Linked DNA regions of Mus musculus: region 2 is linked to region 1. Evidence: chromatin loops called from intact Hi-C (ENCODE). Cell type or tissue: left cerebral cortex. All regions are shown on one strand. Links, peaks and the distances in the headings refer to the core of each region. The heading gives the core; the rest is flanking DNA.

The links. A loop is a pair of places that touch in the nucleus more often than their neighbours do. Peaks named below come from ENCODE experiments on the same cell type or tissue, not always from the same donor. Only the 100,000 strongest peaks of a DNase experiment are listed, where the experiment ranks them.
Region 2: a loop joins it to region 1, with 6 times the contacts of the local background. A loop is called at or near these places in 5 of 42 quality-filtered maps.

The regions. Positions count from the first base shown.
Region 1 is chr4:99,825,975-99,839,828 of GRCm38, reverse strand. It overlaps Itgb3bp (integrin beta 3 binding protein (beta3-endonexin)), which reads left to right and starts at 10,671. Exons shown (of 9, transcript NM_026348.4): 1 at 10,671-10,746. The coding sequence starts at 10,742. Efcab7 (EF-hand calcium binding domain 7) reads right to left here and starts at 10,384. Exons shown (of 14, transcript NM_145549.2): 1 at 10,275-10,384; 2 at 8,249-8,436; 3 at 6,450-6,459; 4 at 6,441-6,447. The coding sequence starts at 8,435. In left cerebral cortex, for the core only: a CTCF peak has its summit at 10,410; DNase peaks (open chromatin) are centred at 9,723, 10,402 and 10,620; H3K4me3 peaks cover 1,919 bases; H3K27ac peaks cover 1,446 bases.
Region 2 is chr4:99,921,608-99,938,523 of GRCm38, reverse strand. It overlaps Pgm1 (phosphoglucomutase 1), which reads right to left and starts at 9,073. Exons shown (of 11, transcript NM_028132.3): 1 at 8,713-9,073. The coding sequence starts at 8,958. BC062258 (a long non-coding RNA gene) reads right to left here and starts at 8,706. Exons shown (of 2, transcript XR_003955079.1): 1 at 8,510-8,706; 2 at 6,197-7,879. In left cerebral cortex, for the core only: no CTCF peak of the experiment used is centred there; DNase peaks (open chromatin) are centred at 7,132, 8,281, 8,775 and 9,023; H3K4me3 peaks cover 2,337 bases; H3K27ac peaks cover 1,887 bases.

The DNA.
Region 1 (13,854 bases), core at 5,855-13,854:
ACGTACTTAGAAGTAGCTATCTCTACATCTGAGAAGTTGTTACTAACTATAGATGTTTAAAGACTGACATCTATATATTGATCTTTGGTTTACAGTTTACTTAAGCTTTTCCATGTATCTGTATTGCATTGTGCTACTGTGTCTGACTCTGAATGGAAATGTCAGACCATATATGTTAAGGGCGAAGGGCAGAAGTCTACAGGAAAAAGAGCAGTAAGGGAGACACGCCCTAACACACATTACTCCTTTGTGAACACTATCTTAGCCCAACAGTTCAACAAAGAACATGCCACCTTGAACCAAAACCACATGTAGCCCTGGAGATGCTATAACTCTGTTTTCTACCCAGATGATTCCACAGGACCAGCACTATGTTATTAACACATGTTAATTGATTAGCAATTCAAGTACTATACCAAAGCAAGCTGTACTAAAAGTCTTCAACTTAACAAATTTATTGTCTATTTTCAAAAGAAAAAGAGCTCAGGTATTTTAGCAACAGCAGCAAATTGAAGTTTTAATTAACTGGATTTCTGCCTATACTATTTAATATATGCCAACTAAATACAAATATTTAAAATTCAAGATGAAAGTTTGCTAATTTTAATATTATATAAGTCAAAGTAAAATTATGCGTATTTTGAAAATGGCTTACATCATGCACATTTGTTTTAAAACTATTTAATAAATCTCTTATTTAGATAGCAATATATGTTAATCTTGTCAATTTTTAATCATTCCTCCAAATTAATTTTCTCAGAAAGATCATATGCATAAAAACTTAAGACATTTCTGCAGAAACACGGCAGAATTTTAGTTTAAGGAAATTATTTCTAAAGAAGGCAAAGAATTCCATTTCTCTGCTCATGTTAGCCTTGGTAAAACTGCCAAGAGTCACCTGCATGGCCTTCTAGCATCATTCACCACTTGCTCCCAGTAAGCACTGCCAGCATCCAGACCTCTAAGTCGTCTGACAGCCTAGCCTTGTAAGGCTCAAACTCAGTGACCTGGTGGACCTTTGCAACCAAAAAAATTTTAAATATGATAATAGGTAGAATAAGAAATGAAACTTCCCAACTCTTAATTCTCATCTGAAACTTCATTCATCTCTAGTTATTTATTTTTTTTTACAGTCATTAGATTCAAGTTTAGCATATCCGTTAGCTTTTCTTTAATGTAGGTCAAAATTCAGACTAGTGGGTGCTGAAGAAGTGGCTCAATGGTTGAGTACTGGCTGCCTTTTCAGAGGACTTGGGTTCAATTCCCAGTACCTACAAGGCAGCTCACAACTGTCTGTTACTCCAAGGGATATGCATGTTCATGCAGGGAAAATACTGATACATAAAACAAAAGAAATAAATCAGTTTAAAAATAGTCTTTTAAAAAATCAGACTAGTAAGACAAATGACAGAAATGTTTTTATTTTATTATTATAAATAAAAACCACCACACCAACAGGTATGCCTACCTGGTCCCGCCCACCCCACCCCACCCCCCACCCCACCCCCGCTCCCCACTTCCATTTTCCAGCCCACAGCTTTGCAGGCATTCTCTGAGGCCTGCTGGCCCCACTGACAATGAGGTAAGACCCCCCTCAACCCCTAAACCCCTACCTGCCAGGTCCCTCTGGGGCACGCCCAGCAGCAGTGAGCTGTACCCTGTTCCTTATGTTCCATTTTTTAGCCCACAACTCTGCCTGCATTCCTAGAAACCTGCCAGCACCAGCAACAACCAGATGGCTAAAGGCCAACATAAGAACAAAATGAACAAGAACCAGGGCAATATGGCACCAACAGAGCCCAGCTGTCATATTACAGCAAGCCCTGGATATAGTAACACAACTGAAGCACAAGAAAATGATCTTAAATCTAATTTTATGACAACAATAGAGGCCTTTAAAGAGAAAAACTAATAAATCCCTTAAAGAAATATAGGAAAACAGGTTGTAAAAATGCATTTTATTTTTTATGGGTTCTTTTGGGGTTTTTGTTTGTTTGTTTGGTTGGTTGGTTGGTTTTTTCGAGACAGGGTTTCTCTGTATAGCCCTGGCTGTCCTGGAACTCACTTTGTGACCAGGCTGGCCTCGGACTCAGAAATCCACCTGCCTCTGCCTCCTGAGTGCTGGGATTAAAGGCGTGCACCACCACGCCCGGCTTATTTTTTATGTTTTTAATGAATAAAATTGTTCAAGACCTGAAAATGGAAATAGAATCAATGATGAAAACACAAACTGAGGGAATCCTAGAGATGGATAACCTAGGTAAGAAAACAGTAACAACAGACCCAAGCATCAACAACAGACTATAACAGATGGAAGAGAGAATCTTAGGCGTAGAAGAAATCGATAGATTGGCCAAAGAAAATGTTATATCTAAACAGTTTCTGACATAAAATATCCAGGATTTGGGACACTTTTGAGAAGACCAAACCAAAGAATAGTTGGAATATAATAAGAGATTTCCAGTTTGAAGGCCTAGAAAATATTTTTGACAAAATCATAGAAGAAAATTTCCCTAACCTAAAGAAAGAGATGCCTATAATCATACAAGAAGCTTACAGAATACCAAATAGTTTGGACCAAGAAAGGAAATCCTCTGCCACATAATAATCAAAACACTAAATGTATAGAACAAAGAATATTAAAAGCTACAAGGGGAAAAGGCCAAGTAAAATATAAAGTTAGATCTATCACAACTACACCATACTTCTCAACTTCTTTAAAAGCCAAAAGGGTCTGGCAGTGTCTTACAATCTCTAAGAGACCTTAAATGACAGTCCAGACTATTATACCCAACAAAACTTTCAATCACCCTAGATGAAGAAAACAAGATATTCCATGACAAAACTAAATTCAAACAATATCTATCCACAAATCCTGCCCTACAGAAGTTATTAGAAGGAAACCTCCAACTGAAGGAGGTTAACTACATCAAAGAAAACAGGGAATAATTTCATACCAGCAAATCCAAAAGAAGGGAAGCACACACACTACCAACAACAACATCAAAATAACAAGAATTAGCAGTCATTGGTCTTTAATATCTCTCAATATCAATAGACTCAATTCCCCAATAAAGACACAGTCTATCAGAATGGATGCGAAAACAGGATCTATCATTATGCTGCATAATCACACACACACACACACACACACACACATACACACACACATACACACACACATATATATTAATAGTAGGAGACTTCAACACTGTGCTTTCACCAATGGACAGGTCATCCAGATAGAAACTAAATAATGTGAAATAATGGAACTAACAGATATTACGACTTAAATGGACCTAACAGATATCAATAGAACATTTTACCCAAACACCAAAACATATACCTTCTCCAAATTGACCATATACTGGGTCACAAAAGATGTCCCACCATGCCACAGGGTCCCATGTTCCACTATGTTCATAGCAGCCTTATTTGTGATAGCCAGAAGCTGGAAACAAGCTAGATGTCCCATGGGAGAAGAATGGATACAGAAAATGTGGCTCATTTACACAATGGAATACTACTCAGCTATGAAGAATGAGGACATCCTGACTTTTGCAGACAAATGAATGGATCTAGAAAATATCATCCTGAGTGAGGTAACTCAGACAAAAGGACATGCATGGTGTTTACTCACTAATAAGTGGATATTAGCCAAAAAGTACAGAATACCCAGAATACAATGAACAGAATTCAAGAAGGTTAATAAGCTCAAGGGCCCAAGTGAGGATTCCTCTCTCCGACTTGGGAGGGAGAAGAAAGCAATCACAGGAGTGGGGAGGGAGGGAGGGACCTGGTTGGGAAAGGGGAGAGGGAGGGGAAGAGGGAACATGATCAGGTATTGGGTAGGGGAAACAGGACTGAAGCCCTGAGGGTCAGCAGAAAGAATAGAAACAATCAACCTTGGGAGGTAGGAGGTGGGAGGACCCTCTAGAATGTACCAGAGACCTGGAAGGTGAGAGACTCTCAGGACTCAAAGGGAGGCCCTACAGTAGGAAGAGGAAATTTGTAGAGCCCACCTCCAGTAGAAAGACAGGGCATCAAGTGGAGGGATGGGGTTGCCATTCCAGTCAAAAACTCTGACCCAGAGTTCCTGTCTGAAAGAACTGCAGGGACAAAAATGGAGAAGAGCCTGAGGAAAGGGAGGTCCAGCGACAGGCCCAAAGTGGGATCCAGTTCAAGAGGAGGCTCCAAGGCCTCACACTATTACTGAGGCTGTGGAGTGCTCACAAAACGGGGCCTATCATGACTGCCCTCTGAAAGACCCAATAAGCAGCTGAAAATGTCAGATGCAGATATTTATATCCAACCAATGGACAGAAGCTGCTGACCCCCGTGGTTGAATTAGGAAAAAACTGGAAGAAGCTGAGAAGGGTGACCCTATAAGAAGACTAGCAGACTCAACTAACCTGGAACCCCAAGATCTCTCAGATACTGAGCCACCAACCAGGCAGCACACACCAGCTGATATGAGGCTCTCAACACATATACCGCAAAGGACTGCTGGGTATGGATTCAATCAGAGAAGATGCACCTAAGACTGAAGGCCCCAGGGAGTGGGGAGATCTGGTGGGGTGGGAGTGAGGGGTATGGGGACATCCTTGTAGAGACAGGGGGCAGGAGTCAGAGGGTGGACTGGGAGGGAGATAAAGTCTGGACTAAAAAAAAAAAGATTAAATTAAAAAAATGTTTTTAAAAAGAGAGAAAAAAACAAAAAAAACAAAAAAAAGAGAGAGAAAAAGTCTTGGAAAGATATGGGAATACAAGGCATATATCTAAACACAATAAAAGCAATATACAGCAAGCCAATAGCCAACATCAAAATAACAGGAGAGAAACTTGAAGCAATTATACTAAAGTTGGGAACAAAACATAACTGTCTACTCTCTCCATATCTATTCAATATAGTACTTGAAGTTTTAGCTAGAGCAATAAGACAACAAAAAGAAATCAAGGGGAATACAAGTTGGACACAAAGAAGTCAAAGTATCGATATTCATGGATGATATGATAGTACACATAAGTGACTCCAAAAATTCTACCAGTGAACTCCTACAATAGATAAACACCTTCAGCAAAATGACTGGATACAAAATTAACTAAAAAAAAAAAAAATCAGTAGCCTTCCATTATACAAATGATAAACAGGCTGAGACTGAAATTAAGGCAGCAACATCCCTCACAACAGCCACAAATAATATAAAATATCTTGGTGTAACTCTAACTAAGCAAGTGAAAGACCTGTATGACAAGAGTTTCACATCTTTGAAGAAAGAAATTGAAGAAGATAACAGAAGATGGAAAGATCTCCCATGCTCATGGATCAGATTAACATAGTAAAATAGCCATCCTACCAAAAGCAATCTACAGATTCAACAGAATTCCCATCAAAATTCCAACACAATTCTTATTTATTTATTTATTTATTTATTTATTATTTATATCAGTACACTGTGGCTGTCTTCAGACACTCAAGAAGAGGGCATCAAATTTCATTGCAGATGGTTGTGAGCTACCATGTGTTTGCTGGGAATTGAACTCAAGACCTTTGTAAGAGCAGTCAGTGCTCTTAACTACTGAGTCATCCCTCCAGCTCCCAACACAATTTTTTACAGACTTTGAAAGAACAATGCTCAACTTTATATAGAAAAACAAAACAAAACAAAAAAATCCAGGATAGCTAAAACAATCCTGTCCAATAAAGAACTTCTGGAGGTATAGCCATCCTTGATTTCAAGCTCTACCCCAGAGAAATAGTAAAAAAATACTGCATGGTATTGGTACAGAAACAGACAAGTTAATCAATGGGATTGAACTGAAGAACCAGAAGCAAATCCACACACCTAAGGACTCTTGATTTTTGACAAAGAAGCCAAAACTATACAGTGGAAAAAAGAAAACATCTTCAACAAATTGTGCTAGTCTAACTGAATGTCTGCATGTAAAAGTGCAAATAGATCTATATCTATCATCCTGCACAAAACTCAGGTCTCAGTGGATCAAAGACCTCAACATAAAACTGGATACACTAATCCTGATAGAAGAGACTGGGAGAAAAGCTTTGAAGGCACTAGCACAGAAAATTTCCTGAATAAAACACCAATAGCTCAGACACTAAGCTCCACAATTAATAAATGGAACCTCGGGAAACTGAAAAGCTTCTGTAAGGCTAAAAACCCTGTCAAAAGGACAAAAAAGCAGCCTACAGATGGGAAAAGGTTTTCACCAACTTCATATCTGACAAAGGGCTGATCTCAAAAATGCATAAAGGACTCAAGAAACTAGGCATCAATGAACCAAATAACACAATTTAAAAATGGGGTACTGCTATAAAGAGAATTTTCAAAAAAGCAATCTTTAATGCCCACGGAATCCTTAAAAGAAATGTTGAACATCCTTAGTCATCAAGGAAATGCAAATCAAAACAACTCTGAGATTCCAGCACGTGCTGAAGAGGGTGTGGAGCAAGGGAAACCCTCCTCCATTGCTGGTGGGAGTGAAGACTTGTACAACCACTTTGGAAATCAATTTGGCAGTTTCTCAGAAAACTGAAAAGATCTACCTCAAGACCCAGCTATACCATTCCTGGGCATGTACCCAAAAGAAGCTCCATCATACCACCTGCACAACTATGTTTTTAGCAGCTTTTTTCATAGAAGCCAGAAACTGGAAACAACCTAGATGTCCCTCAACTGAAGAATGGATAAAGAGAATGTGGTACATTTACACAATGGAGTATTATTCAGCCATTAAAAACAATGACATCATGAAATCTGCAAGCTAATGGAACTAGAAAAGATCATCCCGAGGGAGGTAACCAGACCCAGGAAGGCAAACATGGTAGGTACTCATGTTTAAGTGGATATTAGTTATAAAATACAGGATAACCATGCTACAAACCACAGACCCAAAGAAGCTAAGTAACAAGGAGAGCCTAAGGGTGCAAGCTTGAATCTCATTGAGAAGGGGAAACAGATTAGACATTGGTGGTGGTGAAAGGAGAAGACTGGATGGAGGAGGAGATGGGGATGGAAACAGAAGGGATGAGGTGGGGGGAAGACAGGAGAGAGTATTAGGGCAGACAACTGCACTGGGGGAGGCATCTCTGGGATGAGCTAAAAACCTAGGACAATGGAAACGCCTAGGAATCTGTGAGGACAACCCTAGCTAAGACTCCTAGCAATGGGGGATATATGGAGCTGGAATCATGATCATCTCCTGTACCCAGGCAAGAATTCCAGTGAAGGATAAGACACCAACCCAGCCACAAAACCTTAAACCCACGATTTGTCCTGCCTACAGGGAAGAGTCAACCAAGTGACTGGCCAGCTTGAGACTCGTGCCACGAGAGGGAGCCCACCCCTGACACTACTGATGCTAGTCTGCTATACTTGCAGGCAGGAGCCTAGCATTAACATCGTCAGAGGGGCTTCACCCAGTAACGGTTGGAAGCTGATACAGAGACCTACAGCCCAACACTGAATGGAGCTTGGAGAATCCTGTGAAGAGGGATGAAGGATTGAGGGAGACAGAGGGGTCAAAGACACCACAAGAAAACCTAGAGTCAGCTGACCTGGGCCGATGAGGGATCATGGAGACTGAAGCACTAACCAGAGAGCATGAACAGGCTGGACCCAGGCCCTCTACACATATGTAGCAGATGTGCAGCTAGGTCTTCATGTGGGACTCCTCAAGTTGAAGTGGGAGCTGTATGTGACTACACTGTCTGCCTTTGGATCCCTTTCCCCTAACTGGGCTGCTTTGTCTGGCCTCAGTGAAAGAGGATGCACCCAGTCTTGCTCTGGCTTGATATGCCAGGGCTGGTTGATGTCCATGGGAGGCCTCCCCTTTTCTAGGGGGAAAGGGAGGAGGGGGTGGGTGGAGAGGGCAGGGCAGGTGAGAGGCAAAAAGTGGGGAGGAGAGGAGGAAAGAGAAAAAATTTTTAAAGTAATAAAATAAGGGAAATAATTCAATTGAAAAAACAGCAACAATACCAACTCATAAGCAGTAACTGATGAAAGATTTGAATACACAATCCTCTCTCTGTGTACATGTGTGTGTGTAAATAGATAAATAGATGAGAGATACGTATAAAATTTGGAAGATAAACAGCTATTGTTTCTTAAAGTTCTTTTGCTTGTTTCACTGTGAAATTAGAATGATTTGATGATGTAATTTTAATTCAAACTTTTCATTCTATTAACTTTAATAAATAAGAGAAAATGTTCAACTTCAAAAAATTTACCTAGGTAAAGTTGATCTTTAGAAATAATGTTTTCCAAGCTGCTTTTGAAGATAGTTAAGTAGGCGGCTCTACAGTTCATATAAAACACCTCCTGTTCAGTTAGTGGGAATTTCTTTGTTCGAGGACTCCCAGAAAGCAGTGGGTTCTGAGTACCCAAAGCTGCATCACTTCCAGGGTTGCTGGCCATTCTGCTAGAAAAGAATGAATTTTTTTTTACTTTAGTCGTCGATGTAAATCACCTAAAATGCAAATGTGCCACCATGGGGTGGCGTACTAGGGTATTAAAGTTTGCATATATAGAATAAAAAAGATAAATATTATAACATCTCTATGAACTTAAATGTTAAGTAGAATAAGTCCTTAATAACTGATTTCTAATTATAGATGGATAGATATACACACTGTATATAATTTCTCAAATATACAATGATATCCTAAAGAACAATGATGTAGCATAATCCAAAAGAATCAGAACAAAGAAAATGCATACATGCATCATCTCAAAATAAGACTTCAGGGGAGACTTCACAGGGTTGTTAAGATTACAACAGTTCACAAATGTGAAACATACAGAATACTTCAGGACACACAAATGCTAAAGAAAACATACATGGAGTGAAATTCCCCAACAGTGAGGTTTTTTTTTTAATGCAAATCAACTGCAGTTGGATCCCCCCATAGCAGGATTAACTATCATTTCATTCACATTTCTATAATACAGCTCATGTCAAATCACTGGATATTTGAAGTTCCACCGATTACATTGAGCTTTATAAAGTTCCTTTACTAGTAATAATATTTAGTGTCTATACAGCATGTCTGCTCATAAGACATTAATATACAATCAAACGTCTTATTTAATCCTTTCTACACTGACCAGGCACTTTTTGTCCATTTTACAGATGATGAAATTGAGGGACAGAGATGTCACCCAGTCAGTGGTAATTTGTGAAATCTCAGTCATTTCTTCTTTTAATGTGAATGAAGGTTTATTGAACAAAGGCTACTATGCAGGGCAAAATTGTTCTGGTGGTCTAATGGCTTCCAACATTGCTTTATCCTGCGTTGACTTCTAAAAATACATTCCAATCTAATAAATTGAATAGTTCAAGTTGAACAATAAGATGACACAGGTAGGGTCCCCTTCAGGACTCATTGGATTCATACTCAGGAGGCCTAAATCACTGGCACCTTCTTGAATTATGTAGGTCTTTTACACTTGGGAAAGAAAGATAATAATCGCTTATCATGGATGAAGTACCCTATTTATAATACACAGACCGCCTGCCTGACACTTTCATATTACACCAGATTTAGAAGGACCCCATAGGGATGTGGTGTCACAGTCTGGTTACTGCAAATTGGTATCACCATAATTAAACATCGGTTTTAAACACATATGCGTGCGCGCCATCTCACAAACGGGAAAGAAAACTATTCCAATAAGGAAGAGCAAGCACTCGGCTTACAGCAAGCAATTTAAAAACATTTTTAAGGATCTTCAAGTGCTCCTTCCAAATGGGGTTATTCTCACATGAAAATCCCTGGACAGAAATGTTCCAGAATTCTATTCTTTCCCTTCCTGTGAAGACAGTCCAAACTGAAGCTTAAATAAATATATAATTGCACCCCTAGGGCTCGGAAACCACCTTTTATTTAAAATTCTAGCCCAAGTCTGAGACAGGGGCCTGGAGAGTATATTGTAGCAAACGGCTCCATAAATAACTAGGCACACAATAAGCAGGAAAAATAAACTGTTAAAAGCGCCTAAGGCGTCTAAAGGGCCAAATGAAAACAGAGAGCCATCCAGTCACCGTCGCTGCACCGTGAAACAGTCACAACTAATCCCAGACAAGCTCTCTCCGTTTTTTGTACTCCTCTGGCCACGATGCTGCATCCCCTTGTGTGTTTCGGGGCATGCACCGGCTCTTAGGAGGACACAGAAGTAAACGTAGCAGATGGGAGAGGCGGCCGCACAATGAAGAGCAGAGCGAGCGACAGAGCAAGAGAGAGGCTTGGTGGCTACCTAATTTCAGCTCACAAACCAAGAAGAGCAGCCAATTTTCGTTAGTAGATCCGCGAACCTCTCGGCGCAACCGGACAGACCTCCGCCTTTTTTAGATTACCATAGCAACTGCGCCTCGCCGCCACCGGAAATAAGAGGCAGAGCACCTTCCAAACGCTCCGACCAGAGATTTGTGGACCATTGACCGAGAGAGAACAGCCATGGCATTGTAGCTTATCTGTTGCGAGGCTGGCATGTCCACAATAGTGAGGAGGGTCGTGCGCTGCATGCGGCTGGGGCTAAATGGATTCTGGCCTTAGACTCCCTGCACCATTTCCTTGAACACGTTCAGGCTCTTTCTCGCGCGGAGACTGTTTCCGGCGAGCTGCATACGGGGTGACACCTCATCCAGCGCTTACTACGCGGGCTTTTTATGCTTCCGCGTTTGCGGTTTCTCAGTTGGTTCTGTCCAGCAACGGAGTCCCGAAATGCCGTAGGTATCCCTTCCCCAGACGTTGCTGTTTTGTGGGCCCTCTATGAGCAAAAAGAGTATACAGGAAGAGTATGCCGTCCCATGGTCACCTTGTCTTTTTTATTTCTATAAACTTTTCTCTGTTGACAGCGTCGGGATGCTTGGTATTCCCAACCTACCTCTACCCTTCCAACACTTCTTTGACTCTTAAAACTTCACATCATTGTGTAAGCTGCGGGCTAAATCTGAGTAATGTCTAACTTGAAATGACTAAGAATGAAAGAGTATATTAAGTAAACATTTCTCTGTAATTTGTAGAATTTTTAAATGCTTGTTAAGCATTTGTGTAGTGAGTTCTCTGAAACTCGGGAGAGATTTCATGGACTGAATGGATTTCAGGCACTGAAAGATTCTTAAGATTATCACTTAGCAACTCAGTAATAAGTGATTTACTTTTCTTACTTATAAAAATAAGCTTGAAAAAAGTAAAAAGTGGGTTTGTATTGGGTCATCTTTAAGTTACAGCCCAACCCCAATAATGTGATTACCGAAAATGACCATAGTAGAGATGGGTATTGTGCTAGACTGCTACCCTTCGGCTACCCTACATAGGCTATATAAAGCACAGTTAGCGGTTGTATAAACAGGTTTTTTTTTTTTTTTGTTTTGTTTTGTTTTTAAAAAAAACAGGGTCTTTTTAAAGAATTTGAGGGAGGAGGAAGACCTAACTCTTGTAATACTTCTTTGGCTACCCCCGTACCAGGCTGATTTAGGTACTTCCTGCTAGGGTAACATTTTCCTGTTTGAGTAAAATGCAAACTAAGATATTATCGGGGATACTTGTGTAAGATATGAGCTGACATAAAAGAAGGAGGACCTTCGGAAATAACAATATTTATTAACTCACCATTCTAAAAAGGTTTATCTTTTAATGCATTAGAAAAATGTCTATTATAACATTGCTGGCAAAGATGAGGGAACAAAACTTAAGCAGGAAAAGAATGAAAATGAATTTGGTGTGTAAACTATGTTCCTGATCTGTTTACAGAAGTGAGGAACCAAAATCTATTGGAAGTGGATATTTTTCTGGCAACTGGCAACTTTAATATATGAGTAGATGTTGTTATATTAGAAGAGTTTCATTAAGTACATTGACATCCCATATTTTTAGCAGTTGTGTTGGTTGGTCCATTTTTCTAAAGAATCAGGGGCTTGTATAACCCAGGCTGATCTTAAACTCACTTTGTAGCTGAAGAAAACAACAAACTTCTAATTTTCCGTCCACCTCCCCCAGTGCTGGGATTGCATACCGCCCACTGTTTATTCAGTGCTGGGGGTCCAACCTAAAGCTTTGTGTATAGTAACTGAGCACTGTACCTGATGAACTACATCCTAGACCCAGCTTTGCTGCTAATGTGTTTTAGCAAAGAGATTAAAGCCATCATAATAATTTCATGTATGAAGCATAGTCACGCTGTAGCGCAGTGGTTCTCAACCTGTGGGTTATGACCCCTTTGGTGGTCGAACAGCCTTACACAGGGGCCACCTAAGACCACTGGAAAATATAGATATTTACATTATGATTTATAACAGTAGCAGAATTAAAGTTATGAAGTAGCAACAAAATAATTTTATTAAAGGGTTGCAGCATTAGAAGGGTTGAGAACCACTGCTTTGGTAGCAGAGTTCCGTCTTCGTTAGTGAGATGCTTTGTTTTTAAATGTGATAAACTATGAAGTCAAAGTGGTACTAATAGAAACCTTGGGAAGTTCTTATAAAAGATAGCTAAAAAAAAAAAAAAACCATTTTTTTTATAATGTGGATGAGTGTTTTGCCTGCATGTATGTATATGAATCACTTACAACCTGGTACCCAGGGAGGCCAGGAGAGATCATCATGTGCCCCAGAACTGGAGTCAGAGATGATAATGAGCCACCATACCGTTGCTGGGAACTGAACCCCAGTCTTCTGTAAGGGTAGCAAGTGCTCTTAACTTCTGAGCCATCTCTCCAGTCCCAGAAACTGGACTGATTTTCAGTGATGTTGAAATGATGACGTTTTGGTATGCAATTGTGGAAAGGTGTAATCTGTACTCACTCATAATTTTCTTTATATTTGACTGGAAAATAACATTCTATTCTTTTTTTTTTTTTAAGAAAAGCAATTGGGGAAATAAGTGTAGCCTGAATGAATCTAAAATAAGTGGAAAGGAATAAATTAATGAAGATACAATGGTTAGGATTTTAAAAACAGTGACTGAAGAACAGATTCGTAGGAAGACTGCATACAGCCTTTAAGGTTTAAAGGCAAGCAAAATAAGCAGTTGTTTGGGCTTATGTATGCGTGTGCTAAGATCATAGCAAAAGCAAAAGATTATGTCCAATAGCAGGGGCATGGCATAGGATTCAGCTTAATGCTTGCTACATGGGGGAGGTAGGCTAGAGAAGGAACAGTCAGGTGTGCCCAGCCATGTTGGTGCTGCTGCTTCTTAGTGTGATGAAATCTTTGATTGCTTGCTTTTATAATTTGAATATCATTTTTTTAGTAGTAGGAATCACCACCAAATTAAATTGTTTTACGTTTTGTTTTGTTTGTTTTTGTTTAGATTTAGAGATTATCCATTTTATGTTCTCAGTAAGTATAGTTTCTCTAAGAGCCTTTGGCCCTTTTTCAAAAAGAGAAGCTGGTGAGTCAACTAATTGCTGCTCCTAATTTCTTTCGTCTCCCCAAGCAAATGTGCTCTTGTTTTCTATGTGTGTTCTCAAGCCAGAGGCAACATGATTAATCTAGGTTGCAACCTTGACTCTTAGACTTGAGGTGGAAAAATAACTTGGACTAAAACACCAGGGCTTTCAATCCTCATGAATAGAATAGTTGATCGAAAATATTAAGTGACTGATAAAGTTGCTGTTTAAAAAAAAATTATCCGAAGACGGATGTGGTGGTGGTACCTGTAAACACAGTGCTTTGGAGCGAGAGGCAGGAGGATGGGATCAGGAGTGTAAGGCTAAAATCAGGCTCAGACTTAAAAGGGGGCTTAGGGAGAACAGCTGCTTTAGACTATATGGAGAAATTTTACACCACATCTTTGCTTACATATTACTAACGGCAAGTGAAACCGCTTTTACT
Region 2 (16,916 bases), core at 4,211-12,210, 100 kb before region 1:
GCTTAGTTCTGGCCCAGGACACTATTGGGACTTTAAGAGGTATTTAGTAGGTTGGTGTCCTTGAGTGGGACAGTGGAATCCAGTCACAGCCTCTGTACTAGGCCATAAACAGCATCTACTTCCTCTACCATACACCAGAGAACCCACTATGACATACTGTGCTACTACAGAGCCACTGCAATGGGGACAACAGTCCACCCATTGAAAATTCTCGTAAGCTAAATAAGCCTTTCCTCCTCTGACGCTGACTCCACTCAGGCGTCTGTTGCTATACTGGAAAGATGGTTCCTAGGCACATCTCTTTCCGCTGCCTATGACCCAAACATGGGTAAGAGCAAGCGGGGTGCATGGGAAAACATCTGCCATCAGGTGGGCAAGCATGAGCAGGATGGCAAAGCCATGAGACCACAGGAGGCCGGGCCTAACCTACTTGTTGGATCACCATATAGACTGCATAGTATATACAGTGTTCACTTTGGGGGCCACCTCGGAGTATCTATCTCCAGAGCAGCCAAACTGAGCTACAGTGGGAGGGTCAAGTGTTGCTGGAACAAAGAGATTTCAAACATAAGGCAGGCAGAAAGTCCCAAAGCCATCATGTTCCAATTTACCCATGTTAAACTACAGTCTATGGGCTTCCCATATGTGCAGCTCAGGATAATGACAAGTTTGCAATGTAGTCATAGCAAAGATGTACTTCCCTTGCCAGAATTTAGCTAACTACAACTGACACACACACACACACACACACACACACACACACACACACACACAGAGAGAGAGACAGACAGACAGACAGACAGAGACAGACAGACAGAGACAGACAAAGGAAGAGGGAGATGTCAACAACACGGGCAGTTCTGTCACCATGTTACTCACAGACCACAGGCCCTAGCTCAGCTCTGCTCCCTACACAGCTCTGAGTGTTAGCCTGGTCCTGCTGTCCTCTATAGATGAATACACTGGATTACGTGTTTTCTACATATCTGTGCAAAGGACTGAAGAGCGATTTGGCTATACTCAAGTGTCACCTTCCACTCTATTGTGGAACACACACTAGAGTACAGTATAACTTCCCATATGATCTGGATGTGGGCTACTGTCCCCACTGACCCCTGCGAGGCTAGCTGGTCCTCAGATTATAGGCATCTAGTTCCGCTTCCACTTTTTAATAGCAACCATCAAGAGAAAGAAACCTTCTCTTGTGGATTTTAATCCTTCTTTCACACTATGATTCCAAAATTAGTTTTCATTCAATCCAGGAGTGGTGAAAATGGCCTCACTCCAGGTGCCCTGGAGTTTAAAGTCACTTTTCCTGTTTAAAGTCACTTAGACCGGCTGTGCTTCTCAGCCACCCAGAGTGGGAACCTGGCATTTACAATGCTGTCCTGAGAATGCATCTCTGAAAGTAACGTGTGAGCCCATGGATATCAAGGGGCTTCCGCTGGTCCCCCATGACCCCACCACTGTAACCTGGAAAAAAAACACATTTTGTGCTGAGCCACTTTTCTTCAGAGCAGCCGAAAACAAATTTGAGCATTTTCCTGCAGGAAAACGGATCTCACATCCCATGTGACATTAGAGAGTGGAAAAGGAAGAAGTCAGCTAAATTTGAGAAGATAGTTCTCTATGTTGTAGATGGCCACACACACTCAATGTCATGTGTGTTGGAATTCACCAAAGTTGTTCTATCTAGGGTCCTCTTGTAAATGCATAGAATTCACCTGAACATCAGAGCTCTGGAAGTCCATCCACACTGCCAAATCCAGTGTCCTCAGCCACTGAATGAGGATGTTGTCACAACCCCTGGAGCCACTTTCTCTGACATATACTCACTTGTGTTTATAGCTTGCCTTTTGTTGTTGTTAGGAGACAACGTCCCACTTAAGAATCCATGCTGGCCTTGAACTCACAGACTTCTTGTCTTAGCCTCCAGACTGCTGAGATTATGGGCATGTGCGGCTGTGCCCCATGACATATACTTATTTATAGAAAAGACCAACTGTATGAAATATCAGAAGACCAAAGTGCAAGTTCCAACACTACCAAGAAGCAGGACAAGTGAACCACGTTTCACGACCACAGTTCGTGGTTTAAGAAGTGCACCTGGCACAGCCTTCTCCAGTTCTAGGCTGGAGAGTACAGTTGCCACTTTTCAAGGAAACTTCTCTTTGGTACAGATAGAGACCATTAGAGAAAAAAAACCACAACCAATCAAATCCCAATGCTGTGGAGCCCAGTCCCTGTGGATAAATATTCAACACAATTCCAGCACCCAAAGCTAAGAGATCATGGCAGAAGATGGAAAGGAGATGTTGTTAGAGCTGAGGATTAGGAAGTGTGATGTGAGACTGTGTTCCCTAGAAACTTCAGAAGCTACACCGAAAAGCCTCACCAACATGACTGCCTAAATGGAAGTGGAATGAGACTACAACAGACATGCTAAGGTGCATGAGGAAAGTTTGACCCTACGCAAAGCACTACAGGCAACTGAGGGATGCTGACAGTGGAGGGAATAGGAAAGATCACATCAAGTGGTTATTCAATACCAATGGTCAGCCCTGCGGATATATGTGCAAGTAATATTATACAGGCTTAGCAGGTTGTGTGTGTGTGTGTGTGTGTGTGTAACAGCAATGAATGAAGAAAGAGGCCATGCATTTGAGAGAGAAAGGAGGAGGGGCTTGGAGGGAGGAAAGGGAAGGGGAAAATGATGTCATTATATCATAATTTCACTGGGATATTGATTATGTTAATCTATTTTCTGTAATTACAGTGAAATGATTAAAGTGAATACAAGGAAAGAGACTGAGTTAGCACAGAGTTTTGCAGATGGACAGTCGGAGCAAGTTCTCATTCCCATTTTCCTGCGGCCCACAGGGCTGCCCTTCTGTGTTGGCTCCTTTTCCGTCACTTAACACAAGCCAAGGTCACCTGAGAGGAGACTAAATTAAGAAAAATGCTCCAGTAAGACTGGGCTGTAAACAAGCTTGTAGGACATTTTCTTAATTGTGACCGATGGGGGAGGCCCCAGCCCACTGTGGGTGGTACCATCCCTAGGCTGAGCAAACCTCGGGAAACAAGCTATACCCCAATGTGGCCTCTGCATCAGCTCCTACCTCCAGGTTCCTGCCTTGATTGAGTCCCTTCCTTGATTTCCTTCTATGATGAGCAATGCTGTGGAAGTGTTAGTCAGATAAATCGCTCCCTCCCCAAGTCACAGCCACAAAAACCCCAACTGCAACACCCTTTGTGGTCATTTCTATCCTGAGGACAGCAGCTGAGAAAAGCCTTCTCCATACTCTCCACCAAAGGTCCTTCACAGACCCTGAAAACTTACCACACTAGATGGTGATTTTAAAACATGGGCAAGGAGCTCCCCATATATGAGCTCAGCTCTGAATCAGGTGAAGTCAGGCTATGACTGGGCAAATGGCCAAGTGCTCCAAGGTGCTCCGGGGAGAGTCGATGGGGCAGTTCAATCTTCCCTGCCTCAATTTCTTACACCTGTGTGGCTGGACCTATCGGGTAGCGCACTTTCCCGTATGTTTGAGAGTTGGAATGCTTCACAGGGACGACTCTTTAGTACCTTACCCATCCCCCCGAAAAAATGCACTACAACAAAACTACCATATTTCTACACTGATCTCTTAAGGGCCCATTTATTATTTATCCTAAGAGTCACGTTTTCTAACAAAGCCCATAGTGTCTCCCTTCTTCCTCTACTAAGATGGTATATAAGCCAGAAATTGTAACTGTCTTGTCAGGACTTGGGTCCTCTTAAAGAGGAAGAGTGATCTTAACCACTGGGTCATCTCCCAGCCTCCTTTTTAGTCTTGAATGCTGTAGCAATAGACCACATTAAAGAAGAAAGGGCTATTCATTTATTTTTAGAGAAAACACTTGTGAAACTGAAGAAGAGAATTTCTCAAAAAACAAACAAACAAACAAAAAACCCAACTCAATAAAGTCTTATGTGACCAGGGGTTGGAAACACAGCTCAGTGGTGCAGTGCTTAACTAATTCTGGTGAGGATCAATGCCCAACACTGAAGGTTAAGAAACACAAACAAGCCAGGCGGTGGTGGCGCACGCCTTTAATCCCAGCACTTGGGAGGCAGAGGCAGGCGGATTTCTGAGTTCGAGGCCAGCCTGGTCTACAGAGTGAGTTCCAGGACAACCAGGGCTACACAGAGAAACCCTGTCTCAAAAAAACCAGAAAAAAAACAAAACAAAACAAAACAAACAAACCCACAAACAAAAAAAGCACATATGTAGCAAAGACTAAGTTACTCCTGCCTGCCCCTCCTGCTGCTCTCCTCTCCTGAGAGGTGGGTGCAGGTTCTCTGTTTGCAGGCCATGGCCTCAGCTCCCATGCTAAGGAGAGAGCTGACTCGGTAAAAGGCTGCAGTGCAAGCATCAGGACCAGAGCCCCATGTGCAGAAACTCCCCACAAAACTCCCAGTTGAGCTTGCAATCCCAGTGCTGGAGGAGCAGAAACAGGAAGAAGCCTGGGGCTCCCAGGCCAGCTATCCTTGATGGCTTATCAAGTGCCAGCCAAAGAGAGAACCTACGTCAAAAACAGAGTGGATGGTACCTGAAGAACACCTAAGGCTGTCCTCTGATCTCTGCATGCATGTATACACATGTATCCAGATAAAAACATGCACACGCGTGCGCACACACACACTGAGGGGGGTGGAAGGGAGGGGAGGAGGGAGACAGAGAGACAAAGAGAGACAGAGACAGAGAGAGTCCAGTCAGCTCAGTCTCACGTTTTTCAAATCAAGAATGTCCTCTCTTTAATAATTCTGCTTTTGTTTCTATTTTATTTTATTTTTATTTTAATAATTCTTTTTTTTTTTAATCTCTTCTGGTCAACCCCTCCCAGAAGCCAAGATATCCTAAGTAAAAAAAGACATTATCTCCTTCAGCCTGGTATTTCAAAATCAGAAAGTACGGCCTACTGAAGATTCATTCAAAAGTTGCTGATAACTAAGAATAATTAAGAAGCAGGAAGTTATTAAACCTTTTAAACGGGTAGTCTATAACAAAGTGACTCAAAGATGTCTCTCTGCTAAGCCAGGGCTGCCCTAAAGATACAGCACAGCTTAGCAGGGCTCGCTGGTTAGCCAGATGTGCTCTTGCTGGCTAGCCAGACGTGTGTGCAGAGTTCCAGGCCAGTGAGAGGGCCTTGTGCTAAGGAAAAGTATAGATGGTGCACGAGGAACAACACTCTGGTCTCTAAACCCAGATATGTGCATATACACATAGGCACACCTGCACCCACATAAACATAGGCCAAAACTGACGTATTCATCCCAAGTGGAAGACAACAAAGTTGTCAAGTTCTGGCTGATATGATTGGTGATCATAGAAGCCTTCATGTTTGGGTCAGTACATTTTCAGGCCCATTCTGGAATCCAGCCTGCTCAGACAGCTCTTTCCTGAGTGTACAGATTGTGGACAAGAAGTCCATTTCCATGGTTTGGCTTTGTATCTGTGCTGGCAACATTGTCTATATTGGTGATTGACCATTCAGGGCAACCAGACAAGGAGTCATCAAACGTACTACCTTTGGTCCACATTACTGTAGGTACAGTCTGAATTTTCTGCTCACCAGGTCCACACCCCTGGGTTTAACCAATCAAGGGCTGTTAATATTCAGAAAGAACAAAAATAATGGAATAAAATATTATACAGAGGCCAGTGAGATAGCTTAGCCAGTCAGAGCATTTGCTGCTAAGCCTGAGTCCACAAGACCCACATGGTGGGAAAGAACCACATCCCACACTTGTCCCCACCCCCACAAGCTTGCTGTGACACATGCACCCACATACATGCACATACACAAATAAACATTAAAAAGTAATATGAAGCCGGGCATGGTGGCGCACGCCTTTAATCCCAGCACTTTGGAAGGCAGAGGCAGGGGAAATTCTGAGTTCAAGGCCAGCCTGGTCTACAAAGTGAGTTCCAGGACAGCCTGGGCTACACAGAGAAACCCTGTTTAGAAAAAAAAAAAAAAAGTAATATGAGACAAATGTGACACCTACATTGTATTCTCACACAGCACAGCGTCTATGCCATATTTAGTTTTCTAATATAAAGATGATTTAAGGTAACTGTGTGGATTATAAGCAATTAAGCACCCCATCTTACAGGACCCTCACTATACAATAACAAATTCGAGAGACTAGCAGTAGTGAAGCAGTTTTTAATAAACCATTTTGCAGACAGAGGCACCAGCATTGAGAAAAGGCAAAAATGGCTGATTTGGCACAGGTCAGGGTTTTCTGAAGTTCTTGATCATGTCCTGTTCTCTCTTCTCCCATAGACCAATGCTCCAGAGAGGCCCAGTCTTCAGTTCTTCTAGCATGCCTGCCTTCCCAAAGCCCCTGTTCTCCTGGCTCACAATGCAAAGCCCTACCTGGTGGTGAGTACTCTGGGACCTGAGATACCCCCTTTTCTAATTATGGCACAGTCAAAGTGCAGCCTGCCCGCAACTTCTCAGCTTTCAGAGTGTTCAGACAAGCAGATGCCAGCTAGCAGCTAGCAGCTAGCAGAGAAAGGCCCAGGTCTCCTGCTTATCCGCCACTCTCTGATGAGCTCTAACTGCACCTCACGCTGAAAACAGACCATGACAATTTATTTCTTACAGACGTAATCTTTTACAGAATTTGCTAACTGCAGAGGTCCTGGACTGATACCCTTGAATGTACCAAGGAAAGACCTTCATGTAAAATGCAATCCTGTCTTAAGCTTAGTCTCCAATGGGCACATATGACTTACAAACATAAATTCACTGGAATTGTGTTAATCTACTCTAGTGGTATCTATGAGAAAGGAGCAGTTGCTTTATGGAGATTTGATCTTAAGGGAATCACCCCTGGGGAGGAGCGATGCTTAAGAGAATCTGAGCAGCAAGCTGGGGACAAAGACCTAGGGTATAAGTATGGCGAGCCATGGGATGGTGGGAACGATCAGTGGCGTGATCAAGACAAGGAATGAGACTGTTAAGCGCAAAGTCAGCCAAATGCAGGGCATAGGTAAAGGCCCACAACAGTGCTACAGGGAATGAGCAAGCAGAGTCACCCTCCCTGAGGGGGCGTTTCAGCAGAGAGGCGGAAGCAGCAGGGCTTAGACGACGATAAGGTGGCGAGTGGCAGTGTAGGAATCCTGGAACTATTAGAGTTTGGCCAAAGAGGGAAGAGCAACAGGCCAGTGGCTAATGCGTGATGATGTTTAGTAACTTTCTGTTGTTGTCTTCACGCTTTCCTTCTCACTCCACAGTACTCCCAAAGTGGCAGAAATCCATTTGAACCCTAAAACTCACACTATGCTAAAAGCTCCTACCGACAAGGCTCACTCCTGCCTGGGAGCCTTCCTTTTCCCCACCCATTCTCTGTCCTGGGCATAGGCCAGGGGACTGCTGAATGAGGCCCCTGTGAGCAAGGGTGGAGCTGAAGGGATCCTCCCCACAGAGCTGACCGGCCTCTCTCCCACATGGAAAGCTGTGGTGGTCTGAACACTCCTGGGCATACAGATACAAATCCCAACTTCTTTCTCTGTTTGTCAATGTCTGACCCATCCAGGAAAGTCTACATACAGAGCTCAGTTTAGATCTTGAAAACTGGAAAAAGAAGGTCTTGCAATTTATGAGTCCCTCGATTTTCAGAAGCCACTCAAGTGGTACCGGAAGGTCCGTGCTGGATTCAATGTTCCCGTTATAGTTTTGGTAAATTCTTTAACCTGCCCAGGCTTTTTAGTACTCTCCTCGGTGACTTTAAAGTACCCATAATAGCGTCTTCCTTATAGGGCTTCAAGAGGGTTCTTGAGACACACCAGTGAAATGTTTGTCACGGTGCTTGGCAAGGCAGCTTGAAATAAGTTGAAATACAAGTTATTGTTGAAGGGAATGGGCCCCAGAGGAGCTGAGAGAAAGTCCAATGTTATTGTAAATATACAAAGAAAACGTGTTCCTTAAAACTTCTTTTAAAGTATCTTGTAGAAACAAATAACCAATTCCAAATCCACATTTACAAATCATCAGATTTATAGGAGAAAAAAAAGTTTCACCTCTCTAGTGGACCTGCTCAATTAAGACAGTTAACCTTCTTAACCAGGGGGCGGAACTGGGGGCGTTGCATTAATTTCCTGGCCTGTCAGGACAGCTTGCATAAGAGAGCCCTTGGGTATATTGTTATTGCTTTAATGAAAATTCAGGTCCAGCCCCCTTGGTGGAACAGGTCCAGCAGAGACTGGACTTTTCAAAAGCCTGAACCCAGGCAGCAGGCCCGGCAGGGGAGGAAGCGCCTTTCCCAAGCCAACCAGAGGGCAGGGAGAGAGGCTTGGCACCTGCGGGCCCAGATCGCTGGCTTAACGCCCCAGGGGGATGAGTGCTCCGGTCACCCCGGCCCTCCCAACACCTGGCCTCGAGTCAGCGGGAGGTGCCCCAATCCCAGACCAGAATAGCACAGCGCCACGCAGGGTCTGCACGGCGGGCTCACCTTTCCCCGGCATAGCCATTGCGAAACGTGGGGTGTGGGGGGATGGGGTGGACGGGAAGCCGAATAGGGGTGTGGGGGCGGGGGTACTGCCAAGGTCAAGGGAGCGTGCGCGGGGCGGGGACGGGATGGTGGCGCGCACGGAAGCGCCGGCCCAGAGAAGCCCGCACGTAGCACACGCTCAGCCCGGCCCGCGCGTCCCTTACCCCGTTGGCTGCAGCGATGCGTACGATGAGCTGGATGGCCTCGGTCATGTAGAAGCGGCCGTCCCCGCCCACAACCAGCGTGGCCTCCTGCCTCAGCGCCGGCTCCACGGTAGAGACGATGCTCTGGATGAAATTCTCCGCATAGTTGGCGTTGCTCTGGAAAACCTTCACTCGCTTCCGCAATCCGCTGGTGCCCGGCTTCTGATCCGGATATGCCTGCGTCTTCACTGTCACGATCTTCACCATGGTGGCGGTTGGCTGCGAGGCGACAGTGGCTGCGGCTCTGGCTGCTGCAGAGGGCTCAGGGTCCGCTCTGCTCTTGCCCTGGAAACGATGGCCCAGGGCCTGCCCACGGCCCGCCCACTTCGCCAAAGTCCGGCTGCCTGGGAAGAGGGACGGGTCACGGGGTCGAGAGGGGCGGAGTCTCCCCGACTGACACATCTCTACCTGAGCCAATGGTCTATATAAAGAAACTAGCTCTTTAACTGGAGAGCAGAGCTTCATCTATCGATCATAGTGCAAGGACGAAGAGTTCAGCACGTTACTGTGATTGGACTAGAGTGTCACGTATACATTCCAGAAGCTGGTCTAAAAGACAGAAAAGCCATCCTCCGACTTTTTTTTTTTCTGCAAGGACAGGCTCAACCCCAAAGTTATATTCAGCTTTCTACTTTTTATGTGTTTGCTGTGGGCCACATGCTACTTCATTAGTGATTGTGGATATCCGAAGAACTGATTTGTTTAGTGTATAGTTTCTAGATCTTCCAAAAGTACGGGTTTTATTTTTCCGTGCTTCTGCTCACAACACTGAGAAATTCCGATAATAAAATCCTTCCTCGCCGGGCGGTGGTGGCACATGCCTTTAATCCCATCACTTGGGAGGCAGAGGCAGGCAGATTTCTGAGTTCGAGGCCAGCCTGGTCTATAGAGTGAGTTCCAGGAAAGCCAGGGCTACACAGAGAAACCCTGTCTCGAAAAACAAAACAAAATCCTTCATCACTTGAGGAAGTTCAGCTCAGTTTGGGTCTGAACAAGCCAGGCAGGCTCTTACCAGGGTTGGCCTGTCTGTCATCCATCACGTTTGACAACTAGGAAATGGAAACTTTGAAGGCAGCCTAGATAAACATAGATACAGCTATAAGGCGTCAAAGGATTACTGTGACAGCGGACCCAGTGATTGTGAAAACAGCAAGAGCTAAGGCAGTCAAAAAGGATTTGATTATTCGGTAGGAATATTTTCTTCTGCCTTTCTTAGTTTTTTTTTGTTTTTGTTTTTGTTTTTTTGTTAAGAGTCTCTGCTTGACAAATGTGTCATTTTAGTATACCAAGAAAACAAATACCTTTAAGAAAGTTAAGTCTGTGAGTGTCCATCTTAAACAAATGTAAAACCTTTCAAAAAGGATTTCTGCAAGAAAGAGGTTGTGGTGATGATGACTGTGCCTGTATTCCTACACACACACACACCCAGAGAGAGAGAGAGAGAGAGAAAGAAAGAGAGAGAGAGAGAGGGAAAGAGAGAGAGAGAGAAACATTCCATAGAGGCATAGACCTATACAGACTTGAAATGACCCCAGCTTAGTACAGTCCACGTGAAATCAGTATTAGTTGATGCAGTCATCAGACTGTACTTAAAACCTATCAAGCCTAAAATTATCAGCTCCTCTCTCCAGTTGCAGTACTAGAACATACTGATAACCCATGAACTGAGCTTGTACTCATACTTTCACAGTGGCTAATTGGTGTCTCTTGATCAAGCAGGGAGGTTGGCTGACATATGTAAGTTCTGCCTCAGAACAAATGCTAATAGGTATATGGATATGAAGTTTATGTGTATACAGCATAGCTGGTTATAATCACTGTCATTGAGCTTCTGTGGTAGCTATGTGGAAACTGACAGCTGCTCATAATTTCTAATATTTTCCTAAGAATTTACAGCTTATAGTCATATTTTTGTAAAGTAAGTTGTGTTTTCAAACTCATTAGGTGAGAAAATTAGTTAAAGGTAGAATAGTGAGTGTGACTGAGATTACCTAACTCAAAAATGAAAATATAGCATAGAATCCTCCAAGTCTTACAAACATCCACTTTAGATTTATATAGTTTACATTAGTGCTTTCACCTAGGTACTAATAAAAAGTACTCAACAAATGGTATCACACAAAGTGCTGGGCTCAGACTCGGAACCCATGCATGCCCTTCCCGAGGTCTTAACTGTCTATGGAAGTATGATGAAGCTGTTCACTTAAGACTGGATCTGTACTTCTCTCACCTCAGAACATGCAGCAGTTAGCTTCAGCCACATAGCAAATCCATCTAAAACTTATTAGCTTAATACATCCTCCATGCATTATCCCTCGGGCTGTTGTTTATGCAAGTGTTACAGCCCTAAGGGGAAAGACTGCCCCAATTCAAGTGTTACAGCTCTGAAGGGAAGGTATCCTGGCAGTCAGGAGCCAAGGAATACCAGAGTCACACTGCACAACAAACCTCACACAAGAGATACACGGGGAAAGACACGAAAGGGTGACTGACTGCCTGTGCTCAGGCAAGAAGCAGCAGAGAACTGAGCAGAGGCAGGCTTCTTGTATGGGGTTTTTTGGGGGCAGGGTTTACCAGGTTGGAGATTTCCAGGGCGGAGGGGGATTGCTGAGATTTCAAGTCCTGAGCTTGGAGTGAGCCCAGGGATTGGTGGGTTTTGAAAACCCAGAAGTGAGCTTGGAGTTTTTTACCCTACAGGTTAACTGAGCCATTATGCGGATCTGAGCAAGACTCAGCCAATCTTGGCTAGATCCAGCGTCTCCTTTACAGCCCCTATGATCCTAGCAATCATTTATGTAATCCCTTCGAATTACTTTTCCAGTGCTATGTACCAAAATAACACACACACACACACACACACACACACACACACACACACACACACACACACACACACGGTGATTGAAAGTGCCCATTTATTACCTCAAAACTCTTTAAGTCAGAACTCTGCCACATTTGGCTGTGTTCCACATTCTCAGCATATGTAAAACGATTGAAATCATGGTCTTGACTGGGCTGGGCAAAGTGTTAAAGGTAAATCAACATAGATGCCACAGTCTAAATACCCAAAGTCCAATCGCCTGTAGCCATGTAGCCGTGTATTGCAAACTGCACTCATCCTGATTGCCCTCAACCACTACTATCTCCAGTCATAACCAGCACAGAAAGTCCTTGTCATCATGAGTCAACAAAACCTACCAGCTACAGGCAGCTTACAGAGCTGTGCTTGCCATGGAAGGATGCTGATGTGCGACAGCACTGTGGAGGGAGCCTGGGCTTTATAAGGCGAGCAGGCTTTTGCTTCTTTCTTAGAGAAAGAACTGCTTGGTGAACTACTCTGGCAACAATAAACTACAATTTAGAACTGTTTTGAGCTGAGTGCTTTGGACACATCTCTTGAGATTGCTAAGAACACTGTTTTCCTGGCATCTGTGGAGCTGAGACCCCTACTTCTTTGGAAGCTGTAATCCACTCCACTTGGCTACACTGTCCTCAGGATCAAATCTGACTTATTCTAAAACTGACTTGTGTGTAAGGTGCGCACACTCCAGCACTGCAGCCTGAGAACACCCTGCAGAAGATTGTTCTCTCCTTCCAGCATGAGTTCTAGGGGTAGAACTCGGGTTATCAGGCTTGGCCCCAGGGCAAAACATACATACATACATACATACATACATACATACATACATACATACATACATACATACCAGTCTGTGTGACCTGTATCACGAAATCTCAATAGCTACAGTTGCCCGTACTAGACCATGCCAGTAAATGCTCAGGCAAAGATGGGCAAAGAGCTGTTGGAGAGAGGCAACACACATGTCTACTCACCCTAGATGGGGAGCCCGTGACAGACCATAGTACAGATCCTGTGTTACAGCTCTGAGGGGAACGGGTTCCCCAGTGGAAGTGTTTCAGCTCTGAAGGGAAAGGTACCCTGGTAGTCTGGGGCCAAGGAGTACCCCAAAGTCACACTGCACAACACCCCACACAGAGATTTATTGGGAAAGACACAAGAGGGTGGCTGCCTCTGCTCGGAAGAGAAATAGCAAAGAACTGAGCAGGAAGCTGGCTTTATAGAGGGTTTCTTGGGGGCCAGAATTTTCCAGAGTGTGTATTTCCAGGGTGGGGATAGGTGGGACTTCAAGTGCTGAGCTTGGGATGAGTCCAGGGATTGATAGATTTTGAGCTTGGAAACTGGGCTTTTCAGTTCAGGGATTTGTGGGTTTCAAGTCAGGGATTGGTGGGTTTTCAAAACCTGGAAGTGAGGTCAGACTTTTTAACCCTACAGATACCACCAAAGTCCAGATTGGTAAACCAATGAGTTGAATTGGTGTTAGCTACAGGTATATGGGTGAGAGGTTACTTATAGGAGCAGAAATGACAACAGCTGCATTACCAAAGCCCACCCCAGCCACAGGCTTAGAGAGCTTCCTTTCCAGCAGACTCTGATCTAAACCTTTTCCAGCCGGTTTGGCTGGTTTCTGCTTCTTCCAGGCAGCTGGTCTGGTCTCTGTCTTCTTTGTAGCTTTTGCTCTTCTGAGAGTCTTCATTCTGGACTCTGCTGCTTACACCAGCAGGGAGAGGCCTGGTGAATCTGGTCAGTTATGAGGATTTACTGAAGCTATTGTGAGTAGCTTACCTTCCAGCTTAAGGAACTTCCCAGTAAGGTGGAGTGTTTCAATCTGGGAGGAAATTGTTAAACAAGGGCCTCAAGGTCTCACCCCTAGTTGAGGTCTCACCCCTATATGCAGCTGGCAGAAGGAGAGTCAGTGCCACACCTAAGAGGTCAGCCTAACACCCTTGTACAAGTTCGACACTAATTGGACTCAGGATGGATAGATACAGATAGATGGTAAATAAGATACATATCAATAATAGTTATAGAAGACTTGAATTTGAGAGAAGGGGACGCCTGAGAAGATTCGGAGTGGGGAGATGAAGTGACATGATGAAAGTGTACTGTAATAAATAAATAATAAATAAATAGCCTGTGTAACTAGATTAGATTTACCCAGATAATCTGTTTTGCTCTGTAATGTAACAAGCTCATGGAAGTGATATTCTCACTCACAAGAAGAGAACAGTGAGTTGGAATCTGAAGAGAGCAGCGGTGGGGAGGCGGGGGCTGGGGGTGAAGGGAACTATTCTTGGCATGTAGATCAAGAAGCAAATGAGCTGGTTATGTGCCTGCATAGACATTTGACATCAAAACCTACATGTTCTTCCTCTGTGCTTTGGCATCCAAGCCCAAGGAAGCACAGACTCGGAACAGACTCAGAACACAGACTTGGAACACAAGCACAGAACATAGCACAAAACAAAACAGGAATCAAGGCAGACTCTGAAATGAGCAGGATGGCACAGGCCTATAACCAAGTGCTCCAGTGAGACAGAGGTGCAGGTACAGTGTAGATAAGAAGCTGAGTTGAGGACAACGTCCTAGGGAAAGTGACATAGAAACCAAGGTTAGACAGATGAGTAGTTTGCAAAGTGAAAGGGGAAAATAACATTTTATTTCAGAGCAGGAACTTCAGAGGGAAAAGTCTGAAGAAAGGTGTATGTGAGCTACAGGAAGAACTTACAAGGCAGCCACTGTAACCAGCATAGAACTGGAATGGTGGGCCTGGCCACACTGGCCTCCTACAGAGTGTCAAGTACTCTAGTCTTTACATAATAGCAATGAAAAACAAGGGTTTTTATTGTGGCAAAATGTATACAAAAGTTATCACCTTCAGGACTGGAGACATGGCCCAGTTGGTTAAGGGGGTCCAGGTTCAAGTTCTAGCACCCATATGCCATTTCGCAACCATCTGTAACTCCAGTCCCAGAGGATCTGATGAAGACATCTTGGCCTCCATGGGCACTAGGCACACATACAGGCTAAACACTCATAAACATAAAATACATCCTATTTTTAATAATTTAAAGTATACTTCAGTGGCAGTAAGCAACTTCATGTTATATGTGTAGTCATTACCACCATCCATGTTGAGAATTTGGGTAGTTGCTGAAACTTGAACTTAGGGATTCTCGTGTGCTGAGGACAAACTCTAGCACTAAGCTACACCTGAATGTCTTTAGAACTTCCTCATCATCACCAACTGAACCTATGCAGTCTCTAATTCCCCATTCCTCCCTGCCCTCCCAGACTGTTCTTGGCAACCACGATTCTCCCTTCTATGAATTTAACCATTCAACTCTCACAGAATTGGAATCATACATTATCTCTCTTCTTGTCCCTGGTTTATTTCAGTTAGCATAATGCCGTCAAAGTTGATCTTTGTTGTAACATGGCAACATACTTTGAAGCAGACAAATACTGTGATCACACTGGGATGTAGAGTAGAGCTCACTGTAGCTACTGTGATGAATAAAAGGAAAAAATTAGGTTAAGTGAAACCAGCTAGGCAGGCAGAAAACTGGTGGGGTCTGTAACTGAAGACAATAGAGATGGCCGAGGCGAGTAGAACTCAAGACATTTTTAGAACAAGTCAACAACAACACGTGGTGGTTTGTAGTGGGTAAACAAAATGAATGGCACCTTCCAGCAACGTGGGGTTAGGAATATTAAAAAGAATTGTAGGTTGCATATTGTATGACTTGAATTAGCTTTTGGACATGCAAAGTTTGCACTGTCAGTCATGTACCCAAGGAGAAATGTACCATAAGGTGTTAGACATACAGGTCTGAACTTAGGCAGGAGACTTTGCCAAGTGCTTTAAGTTTATAGTGTATCATCATACGGTATATAAATTACATTTGAGGACGTGGGAATGGATGAGATCTCTGACACAAGAGAAGGCTTTGTAAAGTGTGGAGGAGGAAGGTTCAACACCAACCCCAAGGAAGCCCAAAGAAACTACAGTACTTCAAAGTCTCCAAAAGTTAGCTTTTCTACTTTTGAAAGAAAATGTATTTATTTATTAATTATTGTGCTGTACATGGTGTGTATGTGTGTGTATGGATGCACGTGCACAGAGCATTTATGGAGGTCAGAGGACAACATGGATGAAGGTCTACAGGTACTTTCACCTCTTTTGACTGAGTCAGGGTCTCTCCTTGGCCTAGAACATTACCAAGTAAGTTAGGCTACCCGGCCAGTGTGCTTCCAGGGATCCAACCTCTCATCTGACTCAGCATTGTTGGGTACCTCATCATGCTACCTCATCAGGTGTCTACATGGGCTCTGGGACCAGCACTAAGGTCTTTGGCTGTCTCCCAAGCCCCCAAAGACAATTTCATCAGAATCACTGAACCAGCATCAAGAAGAGCTGAACCCACAGAAGCCAGAAGAGGGCATCAGAGCCTTAGAAGTACAGGTCATTGTGGGCTGTCTGAGTGCTGGAAACAGAACCAGAGTCCTCTGCAAGGGGCCTGTGTGCTCTTCACTGGTAAGCCACTCTCCAATTCTGAGATCTGTATCGCGAGAAAACTCCTAATATGTGGCTTAGGAGCATGTCTATAGCGGAATTCCCAGATTTAGTTAGCTTCAATCAGTGAAAGCATAACAACTTCTGAACTTCTCTACCTAGACATATAAATGTATGCACATGGAAGGCAGGTTAAATGTTGGATAGACAAAAATATGCTTGGTCCAAACTCATTTCCTTATACAGTATTCATTAAAGAAAGTTTTTCTTTAATTCTTCACAAATAATTTGCACTCCTATTTTTATGAATTAAGGAAATTTATTTGCTATAATTATCAGCCTTTGTAACTGAAACAAGTAGCCACTAGTATGTATATGAAATTTATAATAAAAAGATATATGAAGAATTATAGTGAAGTGCAGTTATCTTATGGAATTAGCCCTTCAACATTTACTTAATACATGGTTCATATACTGAGACAAATTATCAAGGTAAGAAACACTGAAAAAGTAATTCATTGGCATATCAACCAAGTCTTCGAAGGCCAAAGCATAACTCCACATTGTGGAATTATCAATATCCAATAATACCACATGACGGCAGGACAACCATGCTTAAACGTATCGGAATGATCTCCCATTTAAGATGAGAACGATGATTCCTTAATCCTTTTCCTTCTGGACAGTTCTACTAGGCCTGTCCTTTAATTAAAACTCTCTCTCTCTCTCTCTCTCTCACACACACACACACAAACACAAAGTAACAGGAGTTAGTTATCATTTCCTATA